Regions from separate parts of the Homo sapiens genome. Here region 1 is linked to region 2. A link is an interaction called in ENCODE POLR2A ChIA-PET data of the cell type or tissue named here. Cell type or tissue: CD4-positive, alpha-beta T cell. All regions are shown on one strand. Region 1 has its middle 74 kb from the start of SEC61B. Region 2 overlaps NR4A3 (nuclear receptor subfamily 4 group A member 3).

Region 1 (2,500 bases), 570 kb after region 2:
GGGGCCACTGAGGATAAGGTTGCAGACAGGGCTCCGGACAGGAAAAAAAAAAATTAACATCTTTTTGCTCAATCTGGATGTCATTTGAAACAATACTCTTCAAGCTCTCTACCCTGGGGATTTATTAAGTTATCAGTAAGCAACTCTGAAATAAACCACACTCATGGCTTTATGTTCTTTCCCTGCCCCACCCCCAACCCAGACTTCTCCTCCACTTAACCTGTTACATTCCAGGTAGGAAAGAGGGAGGACAGGACCTGTGGTCTGCAGATCAGAGTTCAAATCTCCTCTCAACCAAGTTTATTATTATGTGGTTTCAGGCAAAACTCTCTGAAGAGCCTGTTTTCTCACCTGCAAAATGGATGTGAAAGCACTTCCCCAGGGTTGATTTATTTATTCATGTATTATTCCTCTAATTCACTGTATGCTTCTGTGCCAGACCCAGTTCTAAAGGCTGGGAGTACAGAGATGACTCTCACCTGCCCCCCACTCTCTGGAGGTCAAATGAGAGAATGAATGCACCCATTGCTTTGTAAATTACACGACACCATGCATCTTAATTATCAGTCCTACTACAGTGGTCTGACACTCAAAATGCTTGTAATAGGAAATCACAACAATGACTAAGAGTGAAGGCTTTGGCACAAGACCTGGGTCACTTACTAGCCGTGTGTCTAGCATAAAATCCTTAAGCTCTCTAGCCTTGGTTTTTCATCTACAAAATGGGAACAACAACAGCTCTTTCCTCAGAGGGCGGTTTGAAGGAGTAAATGGAATAACGCACCTGAAATCATTTAGAGAACTGGCTGGCACTTATAAGTGCTCGACAACTGTTAGCTATCATTGTCATACTCATTCTCATTAGGATGATAATGATGTTCATTATTTTAAGAGCAGACAATCGAGCACAGCAGTCCAAAACCACTTTCCTCGCCCCCGGAAGGAGATGAGAGTGAACGAGCTGGAGCATTGACGCGCGCCTGGGGCGCCACGTGGTGACATGGGTTTCTCCTGTTTATCCCTCGAGGCTTCCTTTCAGCGTCTTCTTCCCCAGCAGCTGCTCTGTCAACAGTCCATATGCTGCCTCGGCTACGGAGCAGCTTTCAAGAGGGGGCTGCCAACCCCGTAGGAGAACTTTGAAGACAAGTTCAGGGGCACGCGTGCTGGGGCGGCAGTCACCCCGCCCCCGCGAGCCTTGGGCCCTCCCCTCCCGCCCGGCCTCCCCGCACCCCTTCTGGTGGCGGAAGTGGAAGGGGGCGGGGGGCGCAGGCAGCCGGGCCTGGTTCCGGGGAGGGTGTGCGCGTGGCAAGGAGGCCAGCTGGAGGAACAGGAGGGGACAGATGCCATGGGGGCCCGGATTTGTTCCTGCAGGAAGAGTGCAAGGAGCTAATTGTCTAATTACCCAGGAGCGGTTTCTCCGTGGCCCTGCCACGCCGTGTGGAAAGAACTCCAGTTTGTGCATGTCAAACAGTCGGTGGGCGGCTCTGGGGAGGAAAGGGAAGGCGGTCCTGAGCCTGGATTTCTTCCAGGCTTGTACTGCAGAGTCACTTCTAGCTCTGGACCCCGAAGCCTTACAAATACTGCTTTGAAAAATTGAATCATAGGCTCTACATCCCTTCAGCTTAGCTGGCTGTTGGAGAAAATTATATCCGCTGCTTTTCTCTTCCCCCACATCACCCTCAACATAAACACACACACACACACACACACACACACACACACACACACACGCACACACCCCTTATACCCTGCCATTGGTCATTTACACTGAGCAGTCATCTAGTTTCCAATCCATTCTTTAAAATATGAAAGTCCTTGGGTCCTGGCTTGTTTCTTTCCTACGCGGGCTCCCAGCATTTTCGTACTGTCAGGACTTTGCTATGCTGGGCACGCCATCTATGTGCCCTTTTTATGCAGCCCTTTGTAACCAGTGCCTTCTGCATCATCCTTCAGGAGCCAGTTTTGCACCCTGTAGTCCCAGCTATTTAGGAGGCTGAAGAGGGAGGATCACTCGAGCCCAGGAGTTTAAGGCCGCAGTAAGCTGTGATTGTGCCTCTGCACTCCAGCCTGGGCTACAGAGCGAGGCCCCATCTCTAAATTAAAAGAAAAAAATCCACCTTTCCTTAGGCTTTCATTATATATAATGTGATATGTACATACATATTATATTTCCTGTCTGTCTTTAATTTCAGACTATTTCGTATGAAAAGAAACGTAACTGGCCTCTGTGCAGCACCTTCCTTTGTTCAAGAGACTTCCACTCACATTCTTCCATCTCTACCTCCTAAGTGACAACCTTGTGAAGTGGGCAGTGTCCACTTCACAGTGCAATGTGGGTGGTAGATAGAGTATTTACAGATCACTCCAACATGCTGTGTACGTCGGGGTAGCCCTTGAAACACGGGAGTCTAGACCTTATTTAGCACTTGCAGACACATTTCTCAAGTCCTGGCAGTTGACCACTGCTGGGATCACCCTTTCCAGGCTCCTACCACCCCTT
Region 2 (2,500 bases):
TACAGGAAGCATATTTTCAAGGGACCAATCTTTAAGACACATCCTACCCTGGCGAACAACCCTTGGCTGTTCTTGTTTTTAAATACAAAGCAACTATAATTGGATTCCCCAGAAAGAGTTTTAAAACAGTTATATTATCCTTTTTTTTCCTGCTGGGATAGCATTGTCCAAAAGTGCTTTGTTAGCAATTTCTTAGAAAACCCTCATGAACTATAACCCCCTCCCACCCCATCCCCCAATGCCTAAATATAAAACACAACCCCAACACAATACTCTGCAAGTTTTCTGGCTTTAGGTTGTAAGGAAAAGAGCCAGAAAAAAAAGAAAGTCTTTGCTTTCTACAGGAGCTGCTTTTCCTCTTAAGGAAGGACAGGAAATGATAGGTTTCCAAACCTATCCCTTTGCTGCGTAGCAAGCAGGTGCTAGGAGAGGAGGCAGCTCACTGCTCCACTGCTCCTGATTAGAAAGGTAGGGTGTCCAGGAAGAGCTTGTCAATGATGGAAGGTGGAGACACCAAGTCTTCCAGCTTCAGGTAGAAGATGCGCTGGAGGCCCAGGGTGCAGATCTTCCTCAGTTCTACCAGGGCACCCAGGACCTTGGACTCGGTGGGCTCCAGAGCCTGTCCCTTACTCTGGTGGTCTTTTAAACTGCTTGTGATCTTGTTGCATAGCTCTTCGACTCTCTTTGGTTCTTTTAACCCATGTCTTTCTGCAGAGGGATAGAGAAGGGCAAGAAGTTTAGGAGGCAAATACATCTTAAGACACTTTGAATCCCTAATTGAGGTCTGTGTCTCATTCTGCCAGTTTGGATAGCTTCTTTGCAATCAAAGTGCCCTCCCTGTTAGAGATAGCTCATGGCCTTTGGTATGAAGCAACACCAAGGTTTGAATCCCAGTCCCAACACTTACTTGCTGTGTGCCCTAGAGTAAGTCTCTTTACTTCTGAGCACCCATTTCCTTATGAGATGAAGAAAATGATCATACCCAATTCAGGGTTTCTGGGATGGCCAGCTTAGGTAAGTAACACAAGGGAAGCACAGTTCCTGGCACACAGCCACATGGAATGAATGGCAGGGTGGTTATTATTTTGCATACATTATCCTACTAAGCTCTCACAAAGCCTTGTCAGTAGGCAACTATTTTTCAGAGTGACATAGAAACACATCCAGGCAAATGAATTAATGTTTCTATCTTGACAGACTCATTTAAGGGAGGTGGGGAGGCTGTAACTTCCATTTGCTAATGCAAGGGCTGCTCGAAAAGACCCAACACAGCAAAGTGCATTCCTGTGTTTTCATGCTAACCAGCACTGAGAAGAATTCAGCTTTTCTTTTCCTTGTTTTGTTCCCCCCCACTTGAAACCCCTGTTGACCTACACCTGGCACTCTGTACAAAATACACATGTCCTCCTGCTGTGGAGATGGAAAAGCCAAAGAGAAGGGGAGGAAGCCCAGAAGGATGTGGTGCAGGCATGTTATAATGTATTAAGACACAAATACCAGTATCTTATATTTTACAAAACAATATATAAAATGATCTCCATGTTAAATACTATGATCTATCTTATGTATAAGGTTAAATGAATTTCCCAAAGTCACTCAGCTGCTAAAAGCTAGGATTAGAACCCAGTTTTCTGAGGCAAATACTGGTCTCTTGTTCCAAAGCAATGAGAAGGGAGCCTGACATCCACAACAAATCACTATGCTTTTCCTCAACATTTAGACTTCAGAGCCTCATTTCTCTCTCTTTTTTTTTTTTTTTTTTTTTTTTTTTTTTTTTTGAGACAGAGTCTTACTCTGTTGCCTAGGCTGGGGTGCAGTGGTGCGATCTTGGCTCACTGCTCCCCCACTTCCTCCACCCCGATTCAAGCGATTCTCCTGCCTCACCCTCCCGAGTAGCTGAGACTACAGGTGTGTACCACCATGCCCAGCTAATTTTTTGTATTTTCAGTAGAGATGGGGTTTCACCATATTGGCCAGGATGGTCTCGAACTCCTGACCTCAAGTAATCCTCCCATCTTGGCCTCCCAAAGTGTTGGGATTACAGGCATGAGCCACTGTGCCTGGCCTCAGAGCCTCATTTCTAAAGGAAGAGCTTGGCCTCTGTTATCTCGAAATTTTCTTCTCTCAGTACATTTACATGTAAAATCATAATTCTTGAGAGATGGAAGACATCCTTCTAATGGGAAATCAAGCAATAGTTTCTAATTTTTACAAAATTAATTTTTTTTTTTTTTGAGTCATGGTCTTGCTCTCTTGCCTGGGCTGCAGTGCAGTGGTGCAGTCATGGTTCACTGTAGCCTGGAACTCCTGGGCTTAAGTGATCCTCCTGCCTCAGCCTCCCAAGTAGCTAGGTCTATAGGCATGCACCACCATACCTGGTTGATTTTTAAATTATTTTTTGTAGAGGCAGGGCCTCACTATGTTGCCCAGGCTGGTCTTGAACTCTTGGGCTCAAGTGATCCTCCTGCCTCAGTTTCCCAAAGCACTGAAATTACAGGCA

The links. ChIA-PET counts read pairs that join two places held together with the same protein. Peaks named below come from ENCODE experiments on the same cell type or tissue, not always from the same donor. Only the 100,000 strongest peaks of a DNase experiment are listed, where the experiment ranks them.
Region 1: POLR2A ChIA-PET joins it to region 2 with 6 read pairs; 3 of 35 experiments call an interaction of 5 or more read pairs at or near these places.

What each region holds. Positions count from the first base shown.
Region 1 is chr9:99,295,363-99,297,862 of GRCh38, reverse strand. No RefSeq gene overlaps it. Among named protein-coding and RNA genes, the nearest start is that of SEC61B, 74 kb to the right of the region's middle. RefSeq lists an enhancer at 904-953 and a silencer at 1,164-1,363. In CD4-positive, alpha-beta T cell, no CTCF peak of the experiment used is centred here; a DNase peak (open chromatin) is centred at 1,222.
Region 2 is chr9:99,861,828-99,864,327 of GRCh38, reverse strand. NR4A3 (nuclear receptor subfamily 4 group A member 3) reads right to left here. Exons shown (of 8, transcript NM_006981.4): 8 at 1-708. The coding sequence ends at 461. Among named protein-coding and RNA genes, the nearest start is that of NR4A3, 41 kb to the right of the region's middle. In CD4-positive, alpha-beta T cell, no CTCF peak of the experiment used is centred here; no DNase peak of the experiment used is centred here.